2 separate regions of the Homo sapiens genome follow, and region 1 is linked to region 2. Evidence: chromatin loops called from intact Hi-C (ENCODE). Cell type or tissue: endothelial cell of umbilical vein. All regions are shown on one strand. Links, peaks and the distances in the headings refer to the core of each region. The heading gives the core; the rest is flanking DNA. Region 1 has its middle 57 kb from the start of SVIL. Region 2 has its middle 170 kb from the start of SVIL.

Region 1 (5,382 bases), core at 109-5,108, 110 kb after region 2:
TTGCAGTGAGCCGAGATCATGCCACTGAACTCCAGCCCAGGTGACAGAGTAAAACTCGATCTCAGAAAAAAAAAATTGTATTTTGGGAAATGCTTGTAATGTAACCATGCTCACAATAACTGTATCAATTTATTTTTTTAAGAGACAGGTTGTACTCTGTCATCCAGGTTGGAGTGCAGTGGTGTGATCATAGCTCACTGCAGCCTCCAACTCCTGGGCTCAAGTGATCCTCCTGCTTCAGCTTGGACTATAGGCATGTGCTACCATGCCTGGCTAATTTAAGAAAAGATTTTTTTTTTTTTTTTTTTTGGTAGACACAGTGTCTTGCTCTGTTGCCCAGGCTGCTTCAAACTCCTAACCTCAAGCAATCCTCCGGCCTCGGCTTCCCAAAGCACTACCCTGCCAATATCAATTTTTGTTATTCCTTTCTTTGTTTACATCTTCTGACTTTGTTCGTTCATTACAATTCTGGGTAGGGGGGCTGTCTATGGGATGGGAGAGGACACTGGGCTCCTTAGCCCATCATAGGATCTAGAAGATGGAATTGCAATTTTATCTATGTATCTATCTATGTATCTATGTATGTATGTATGTATGTATATATGTATCTATCTATCTATCTCAATAACTATGTCTTAGGCCAAAACACTCCATTTTTTAGGCTTGCCTCTAAAATGAGGATAATGATCTAATGAAGAAAGAAGATTTGATTAATGTGGGTAAGGAACTTTTATAGGCCAAACACGTATTATTTTTCCACTGTTTTGGTAGTAGCTATTAGTATCCTGGCTTTTCTCACATTTGAGTAAGGCATTCCTATTTAAGAAGGTGCTTTGAAAGACGTTTTTTCGGGAGAAGGAAAGGGCTGGCACTTGCAGGTGTCTTGTGTGTGTGCAGTTGTGATGCACACAGCGGCTTGGCTCTGGAGTGCAGTGAGGTCTGGCGCCCACCTGGCTCTCCAGGGGCAGCTTAGTCCTGCTGGGTGCTCAGGCATCTATTCTCTCCCATTTTTCCAGGCATCTCTAGGAACTTACTGCCCTTTCAACGCAAAGTTTAAATTTTTTATTTGAAGAACCAGCCAATGAGAATGTATTTGGTGATGTCTTCATAGCTGCAACCTTTTCTATGTATGCGTGCCTGTGAAGGGGTAGGAGGGAGAAACCTTCTAGATTGTTTTCTTTTTTCCTTCCTCTTCTCTCCTTGCCTTTGCTCCTCTCCCCCACCCCCCATCCCCAAATAAATACACAAAACAGAGGTCCTATAGTGTCATGCTTGAGAATTATGGATTCGGGCCACCCTGCCTGGTTTGAATCCTGACTTGTCTCTAACACCTGGGCAAGTTGGTTAGCTGTTCTGAGTCTCAGTTTCCTGATCTGTAAAATGAGGATGAAGACAGTTCTTACCTCACAGGATTATGATGAGGGTTAGGTGAGTTAACATATGGAAAACACTCGGAGTGCCTGCCATTAACCCATTTATGCCTGAGGTTGCAGTCTTTTTGTGTGAAAAATCGGACCTTGGCGATGACCTTGAGGGGTGGGATATAAATAACTCCCACAAGCTTAGCGTTCCAATAATGGAACACTAGGCATATATGGTTAAGGACTATGTCAGCGTCAGTGACCATGAGACAAAAACCATATGGGTCATAGCTATTTGGGAGTAGTTGTTAGGAAAAAGAATTTTAGAATGGAGCATTCTGAAATACTAGTGTTTCTATATTTTTACAGTAATAGGAAAAAAGTCCCGCCTGGGCACAGCAGCTCACGCCTGTAATTCCAACACCTTGGGAGGCTGAGGCAGGAGGATTCCTTGAGCCCAGGAGTTTGAAACCAATCTGGGCAACATAGGGAGACCTTGCCCTTATATTAAAAAAATATATTTTTATATATATATCATATATACATATAAATAAGCATTTATATGTATTGTTATATATATATAAGGTTCAGAGAAAGTAGAATGTTATTGTATTCCGTGTGTAGCAGGAAAAATAATCATCACAGATCTCTCCTGAACATTTGGTGTATGCCAAGCACTATAATGAGTGCTTGACACTGATGATCTCATTGCAGGCTCTTATGAGTTTGTTCCTGTGCTTATTTTCCAGAAGAGGAAAGAGGTTTTGAGAGATTAAACTTGCCCAAGTTAGGAAGTGGCTGAATGCAATGGGATTCCTGAGCTCACCTGCTCATACGGGGTGGAATGTTCTGTCTCCATCCTTCTGCTGAGCAGAACCAGGGAGAGTTCATCGGCTTTGTCATGAAAATCACATCGTCTCATATGGTTGTTAGTGAGTCTAGTAATGCATTTCCTTTAAAAGGCAGTTTTCATGTTGACGAACCTCTACTTGCTTCTACTTGTAAGCCAGAATGCCAAAAACAAGAAACCAAGTTCACGATTCTTTGTTTTCTATGATTTGACGAAGGTTTCTGGCATGAGAACCTTCTTTTTGTAGCTGTAAAGCAACTGAGGTTCTTCACTGAGGTTGACAGTGTCTTAGCTGAGTGAGCTGCGGCAGGGATTCCCCTGTTTCCTGTGTTTCCAGTTGCTTATTGGCTGATCCAACTTCCAGATGGGTGCTAATTTCATTCCAGGAAGGGGACCAGAGCTGAGCAGCTCATCTGTTTTCCTTAGCGTGCTGCTCAGTTATTTGAAAGGGTGATTTGAGCTTATTTTTCTTCTTGTTTGTAGACAACAGTGGTGAGATAATTCGAGTGTCTACCTATAACAGAGTGTTACAGGGATTCCGTAATCTTTGCTCTCCAGCATCTGTTGGCCGGGGTAGATGGGGGGTTTGTTGTCCTTGGAAACCTGGAAGGAACTATTAGTCATGTCTTAATCCTGAGCCATAAATTTACACTCATTTGAGAGATAAGCAAATTTGGCAGAAAGACTGAGTCAAAAATCTTTGTCTTGATCTCTGAGACAGGATTAGTGGACAAACTAAATCATAAATTATTTATTATTTTGGTCACAGAAGCTGGAGCGTCGCCAAGAAAAGAATCTTTAAAAATTATTCATTATTGGGGCTGGGCGCGGTGGCTCACGCCTGTAATCCCAGCACTTTGGGAGGCCCAGGTGGGTGGATCACGAGGTCAGGAGATCGAGACCATCCTGCCTAACACGGTGAAACACCGTCTCTACTAAAAATACAAAAAATTAGCCGGGCGTGGTGGTGGGCGCCTGTAGTCCCAGCTACTCGGGAGGCTGAGGCTGGAGAATGGCGTGAACCTGGGAGGTGGAGCTTGCAGTGAGCCGAGATCGCACCACTGCACTCCAGCCTGGGCGACAGAGTGAGACTCCGTCTCAAAAAAAAAAAAAAAAATTATTCATTATCCAACATACTTTACATTGTTCATTATTGGTCATTTAGGCTCCAAATACTGTTACAGATTGAAAAGTAAGAGAAAAAAAAATCTTTCTACTATAGAACATTGCAGTTTTATTTAATGGGAAAAATATTCTTTTAGTCTTTTTACTCTTCCAGAAGAAAATGTTCCACTGAATAATTGATGCTTCTAAAATGAAGCTTTGCGTTTTATGATACTAGAATAGCTTTCATTATCTGAACGAATGAATGTTAGCCCTGAATATTAACTATCTTCATATAAAAAACATTTGAACGTAAGAAAAATCAGCCAACTTGATTGTTCTCAGGTAAAGTTCAGACCATGAATTATACAGAACCCCAGATAATTGCAGATGATGGAACTAATCACAATATGCAAATCAGCAATGATTAACAACCATATGCAGGTGTTCTCATGGGTTGTGTTCGAATGAAATAGGATATTAAAACTGGAAACTTAATTATGTAATTCAGGATGATAAATACATTATTATGCTTTCACCTTTTTTAAAAGAATTGAGACAAATGTAGTCATTTGTGATTTTGTAATCTTTGTTTTTATTTTATATAAATTAAAATATAAAATTCATTATTTTTTATGACAGACAGGTGAAATAAAAACATAGGGCCTTCTAGTATTGCATATTCTGATCTGAAGTTCTGCTTCTGAAATGTATGCTTGGTTCTAAATGATATAAATAGCCTCCATATTACTGACTTATACTTCTAAAACTTCTTTCTGAAGATTCAACAGCAGATCCTTGTTATCCAAGGATAATGAGAACCAGAAAAAAGGCCATTTAAGGTCAATCCACTTAAATGGGGACCAACATTTCATATAATGAAAAAAAGCTTTGGGACTTTATCATGAAAAAAATTAACTGAAAACTATGAAAATAAGTTATTTTAGCATACATTTATCAAAATTTAGGTGATCATTGTGACTATGGCTAGCTCTTAGAATGAGCAGTGTGAAAGTCAAGTGTTGATTATTTTGAAAGGAGTAAATTTTTTGTATAAAATGAGGCGATTCTACATTTTGGTACTTTTTATATCACAATTGACATTTACATCACAGCATAAAGATGACCAGTGTTACAAAGATATTCAAGGTCTTGGTCATTTTCCTCTGGAGCCGTTTAGATTTTTAAATACTAAAATCACTGTAGAAAGTTCTATCTTGTCACCAACGTTAGATTTTTCTCTGAAGTGATTGTTTCCTAATCAAACTGCTCAGCTCCCACTGGCCATTGTTTTACCTGTTATTGGGGAAATTCTCTAATGCCATTTTGATTAGCCTCATGAAATTCTGTATTTGGGGGAAAGTTTTGCAGTGTTGCTCTGCAGTGGACATACATCTGTGGGAGGTACGAGACAGTCACTAACAGAATTAGGGATAGAGGCTGACTTTGAACAATGATGGATTTTTAAGAGGGACTCAAGTCAAAAAAATGGCTATTTGGAAATATTTTAGTATTTTGAAGGTGTGCTTCCCTGAACAAGCCCATCATTTGTAGGGATTTGGGTCATGAATACTCCAATAACAAGGGCTCCCTGACCTGTGTGTATGAATGCATTGCAGTATGCAGTATGAAAAAGAGACTCGGCTGGGCGCGGTGGCTCGCGCCTGTAATCCCAGCACTTTGGGAGGCCGAGATGGGCAGATCACGAGGTCAGGAGTTCGAGACCAGCCTGGCCAATATAGTGAAACCCCATCTCTACTAAAAATACAAAAAGTTAGCCGGATGTGTTGGTGTGTGCCTGTAATCCCCACTACTCGGGAAGCTGAGGCAGGAGAATCACATGAACCCGGGAGGCGGAGGTTGCAGAGAGCTGAGATCGCGCCAGGGCACTCCAGCCTGGGTGATAGTGCGAGACTCTGTCTCAAAAAAAAAAGAAAACAAAGAAAAGAGACTCATGAGTCGGGGAGATACCAGTTCTAGCCTCAGTTCTGCCAGTGGGTAGCTGTATACGCATGGATGAATCACTTCCTTTTGGCATAAATTTACTTATCTGTGAAAAGAAAAAGT
Region 2 (5,382 bases), core at 136-5,135:
CCAGAATGTTTCTGTTTGAGGCTGAACCCATGAGCAGCTCTCTTCCAATGAAGTTGGCTCCGTGGGGAAGGAACTGGCCTTGTCTCAACCCCCAGACTCAGGGGATCCTTCCTTCTTGCTCCCATTCTTGTAGCCACAGCTCCTGAGTGCAGTGCGGGTCAGGCCCTCTTCAAGGGATTCGTGTGAGTTCATCCTGGCAGGAGCCCTCTGAGGTTGGTACTATCAATCCTAATTTCTCAGATGGGGAAACTGAGGCATGGAACAATTAAGGAACTTTCCCACAGCTGCAGACCTCATGGGCAGCAAGGCCAGGGGTTGACCGAGTGGTCTGGCCTGGGATCTAGGGCTCCCCACCCTGCCTCACCCCTGTCCCCTGCCCCTGTTTCCAGGGACCTGCTGGAGGTCTCCTGGGATAAGGTGACATTGCCTCTCTCTTCCACGGCCCCCAATCATCTTCCTTCTTGTGTTTCGCACGGACCTTCCTCCCCTGAGGCTGAATATGGGATTCCTGTGAGATTTTCTCAGCATGAGGGCCTCGGAGAAGATATGGACCACAAAAAGTGTGGACAGTAAACTGATGTCCCTGCAGAATGCACCCAGCAAGCTTCTTCCCTTCCTAGACCTTTCAGAGAGTCCCAAAATGTTTCTTTTGGCATTATGCTTAATTTGGGGTCAAAATTGAGAGACACTAGGGTAAAAGCGGCTTTCTCTGATTATCATGGTTAGGCAATGCCTATGGCATTGACAGTAGGGTGATTTTTTTATCCTGCCCCTCAAATCTTGGCATGCTGTAGAACTCTGATGAAATTTAATATCAAGGGAAGCCTTGAAGCAGAAAACTAGGTTATTAAAGGGCAGCCTTGGGGTGGTGTGGCAGACACTGTGACATGCCTTCTATATCTCCCTTCATGGACAGACTTGTTGCCCCCACCACTGGGCATGCTGGTGGCTGGGTGTCAGCTGTCAGCTGCCCCAACTCAGGACTCATCTTAGCTGAAGAGCGGCTTTACCCTAAACCACAGAGGGATACAGGCCTGACCAGCTTGGTCCAACACTGGAGAACATTCTAGCTCCAGGGCTCCCCACAGGGCTGCCCAAGGCCATCATCAGATTTCATCACAGTTTGACTTCTCCCTCGCACTCTCCTGCCTTCTGTCTCCCTGCCACGGGAGTTGATCTCAAGCACACGCCTCAGACACATGCTACACACTAAACTCTGCTTCAGAGGCCACCACTCCAAGGGCATGAAGCATTGGGACAGCCCCAGTGGTGACAGGCAGTGTATTAGTCCGTTTTCACGCTGTTGATAAAGACATATCTGAGAGTGGGTAATTTATAAAGAAAAAGAGGTTTAATTGACTCACAGTCCCACATGGCTGGGGAGGCCTCACAATCATGGCAGAAGGTGAAAGGCACATCTTACATGGTGGCAGACAAGGGAGAAAATGAGACCCAAGCAAAAGGGGAAACCTCTTATAAAAATCAGATCTCAAGAGACTTACTCACTACCACAAGAACAGTATGGGGGAAACTGCCCCCATATTCAATTATCTCCCACTGGGTCCCTCCCACAACACTTGGGAATTATGGAAGTTACAATTCAAGGTGAGATTTGGGTGAGGACGCAGCCAAACCTTATCAGGCAGGATGTGTGAAGTAGGTAGCAGCCAGCGCTACCACAGGTGGGTGGGTGTGTGGGTTTTTCTCTCTGCAGGGATGCTCTGCTGAGAGGGAGGATGGGGACCTAAATCCAGCCTGTTCTCCACTAACCACATGCTGAGCCCTGTGTGGGGGCTGCACCTGCCAGGAGAAAGCACGCCTTTTGCAATTGCACCACAATACTGTACAAACTCTCACAGTCCTGGCAGCAGCCCTCCTGTCTTTGCTTTGGAGAAATAGTGAGAAGCTTAAGAGAAGTGAATTTTCTCAGATTCCCTGTGGCCTTTCTGGTTCCAGCCCCTGCAGCATGCAGCACAGGGAAGTGCAGCTGTAGCCTAGTTGTTTTTGCTTCACTGGATACCCTGGGCCCCAGGGCAAAGAGCCAACATATTATGCCCTCTGAGTCACAGAATCAAAACAGGATTCTCTGTTTCCAGAACTTAGTCATGGTGGCACTGAGGACATTTAAGGAAGACAAACATTAAGCGTCACATTGTATATCCTCAAAAGCTCTCTGCTTCTTGCATTTTTATTTGACTCCAGAGTATTTCCTCACTTTTCTGTACCCAACTGTACCCTCTGGCACCAACCAGAGACTTTGAAACCCTCAGTTTCAGCCATCATCAGTGAGGACAGAGGACGTCTGAAACCCAGACCATTTCCTGAGCTGCAATCACAAAGTTCTTTATATAATTACATATGTGGCACTGACTTCAGTTTCTATCATTGAGAGCTTCTTCCATGAGACTCAAACCACTGGTCACAGGTAAGCAAAAAGAAATGCATTTCCTTTGCCAACAACAGCTGCCTATGCCCACCTAATAATCACTTCTAGTTGAAGATTACCTTCTGGTAACTCTCCAGACAGACCCCAGGAAGCAGTTGGTTGGAGAGGAACCCTTCAAGTTGAAACTGGGTTTCAGCGTGTCCAGATGACTCATGTAAATACACAAGCTCTGAGGCATCTCCCCGACCCCCAACAAAAATCTCCTCAATCACTCAGTTTGCTTTCCACTCATTTCCTGCCCCTTTCCCTTCCTCTACTTCCTCTTTTTCTACTTCTTTCGCCTTCTTTCCCCATTCTGACAGAGGAAGACTGATCAAAGCTTTGTTTGTTATTTATTTATACACAGTCGTGTTCTAGAAGGGCTTCTTGAAAGAGTGCATAAAACTCAACTAGGTTGTATAAGGGTAAAGTAGGTCAAAAGGAAAAGGACAAACACGTGCTATAAAAATGCATGGCCCAGGAATAAGACAAAGAATGACCAATACAAGCCAAGCCAAGCTCTGGTGCTCCATGTTTCTGTGAGCCAGAGGCACGTTACAGCTGTGGATGAGCACCTCTGTGATTGGTTTCCCTTCCTCTGCCGATCACGTCATCGTCCAATGCCATGGCTGTAAACACTGTTTGCACTGATGACTCTTATAGCCAAGACTGTACCCATTATTTAGAAATCTAATGACAGATGTTATTAAGGGCTGCAAGGCACCCTATGAAAAGGCTACACTTACCACATTCCCTTGCAACCGTGTAATTAAGTTCTGAACAATGACATGTCAGACAGCATGTAAAGAAGGCTCCTCACTCACACCTGTAAGCCCTGCACTTTGAGAGGCCAAGGCAGGCAAATCTCTTGAGCTCAGGAGTTCGAGACCAGCCTGGGCAACATAGCAAAACCTCATCTCTACAAAAAATACAAGAATTAGCCAGGTGTGGTGGTGTGCACCTGTAGTCTTGGCTACTTAGGGGGCTGAGGCAGCAGGATCACTTGAGCCCATGAGGTCAAGGCTGCAGTGAGCTGTGTTCACAACACTGCACTCCAGCCTGGGCAACAGAGGAAAACCCTGTCTTCAAAAAAAAAAAAGAAAAAAAAAGAAGGCTCTTCAAAGGGACCTGCAGCTGCAGCTTTGATCCTTGCCACAGTCTTCCTACTACCTGGGATGTGGAATTAATGATAAAAGCTCCATAGTCCCTACTTACTGGACCATGGGTAACCTTAAGGGTGGCAGACACATGCTGAGGATGATAAAGCTAAAAGACAAGTGCCTGCTTCCTTGCCAATACTGGACCCCCCCCCCCACCCCATATCAGCCCCTACTTGCCTAGCTCCAGATTTTCATTAAGTGGAAAAGAAGAAAAACCTGGGCTTATGTAAATCACTGATATTTAGGATTGTTTGTTATGTGTAGCCATCTGTATTAATCTGTTTTCACCCTGCTGATAAAGACATAACTGAGACTGGGAAGAAAAAGAGGTTTAATTGGACTTACAGTTCCACTTGGCTGGGGAGGCCTCAGAATCATGGTGGGAGGCAAAAGGCACTTCTTGCATGGCAGTGGCAAGAGAAAATGAGGAAGCAAAAGCAGAAAGCCCTGATAAACCCTTCAGACCTCATGAGACTTATTCACTATCGTGAGAATAGCATGGGAAAGACCGGCCTCCACAATTTAATTTGCTCCTCCTGGGTCCCTACTAAAACACGTGAGAATTTAGAGATACACTACAATTCAAGTTGAGATTTGGGTAGGGACACAACCAAACCATGTCACCATCTAATTCTAAATCATTCTTTCTCAAATTTTCATCTGTAACAATAACCTTTTCAGCTACATATTTGAAGTTTCTACTTGAGTGTTGAATTGGAGTCTTAAACTGAACAGGATCCAGACAGAACACTTGATCTTTTTCTCCCCTTTCTTCCCCAAACTTGGTCCTTCCAGAATCTTCCCCCTCTGAACTAAATGGTACCCCCATATGCCCAGTTGCTCAGGACAAACACCAAGGAGTCATTCTTGATTCTGTTTTACTTCATTCCCACACATCAGCAAGTCCTATGGGCTCCACCTCCAAAATACACCCCACACCCATCACCTCTCACCATTTCCCAGGATCTCACCATTGTAGCCGCTGTCATCTTTCACCTGGGGTATCTCAGCAGCCTTCCAGCTGCTCTGATTACACTCATCTCACTGAAATCCTCCCCCCACAGTGGCCAGAGTGATCTTCCAGAAAATGTAAATCAGATCATATCACTCGTCTGCTTAAATCCTCCAATGCCTCCCACTGAAGTGAGGATAAAATCCAAACTACTATGGCTCACAAAACTCCAAGTGAGCCAGTCCCTACTACCCATTACCCTACTTTTTCATGAGCTAGACTCCTAGCCCTTCTTGCCTTTCTTACTTGATATAGTTTGGATGTTTGTTGCCTCCAAATCTCATGTTGAAATGTAATCCCTGGCCACATGTGGTGGCTCATGCCTGTAATCCTAGCACTTTGGGAGGCAGGAGTGGAAGGATCCCCTGAGCCCAGGAGTTTGAGACCAGCTTGGACAACATGGCAAAACCCCATATCTACAAAAAAAAAAAAAATTATCCAGGTGTGGTGATGCATGCCTATAGTCCCAGTAACTCAAGAGGCTAAGGTGGGAGGATTGCTTGAGCCTAGAGTTTCCAGGCTACAGTGAGCTTTGATCGCACCATTGCACTCCAGCATGGATGACAGAATGAGACCTATCTCAAAAAAAGAAAAAAAAAGAATGTAATCCCCAGCTTGGAGGTGGGGCCTAGTGGGAGGTTTTAGGGGAAGATGCCTCATGAATGTCTTGGTGTTGGTGCTGTCCTCATGATAGTGAGTGAGTTCTCATGAGATCTGGTTATCTAAAATGCTGTGGCACCTTCTGCCTCCCTCTTGCTCCTGCTCTTGCCATGTGATGTTCCTGC

Evidence for each region. A loop is a pair of places that touch in the nucleus more often than their neighbours do. Peaks named below come from ENCODE experiments on the same cell type or tissue, not always from the same donor. Only the 100,000 strongest peaks of a DNase experiment are listed, where the experiment ranks them.
Region 1: a loop joins it to region 2, with 9 times the contacts of the local background. A loop is called at or near these places in 1 of 110 quality-filtered maps.

The regions. Positions count from the first base shown.
Region 1 is chr10:29,689,159-29,694,540 of GRCh38, reverse strand. It overlaps a transcript of SVIL not described here. Among named protein-coding and RNA genes, the nearest start is that of SVIL, 57 kb to the right of the region's middle. In endothelial cell of umbilical vein, for the core only: no CTCF peak of the experiment used is centred there; DNase peaks (open chromatin) are centred at 2,090 and 2,760; H3K27ac peaks cover 3,662 bases.
Region 2 is chr10:29,801,024-29,806,405 of GRCh38, reverse strand. No RefSeq gene overlaps it. Among named protein-coding and RNA genes, the nearest start is that of SVIL, 170 kb to the right of the region's middle. In endothelial cell of umbilical vein, for the core only: no CTCF peak of the experiment used is centred there; DNase peaks (open chromatin) are centred at 2,055 and 2,675; H3K27ac peaks cover 2,690 bases.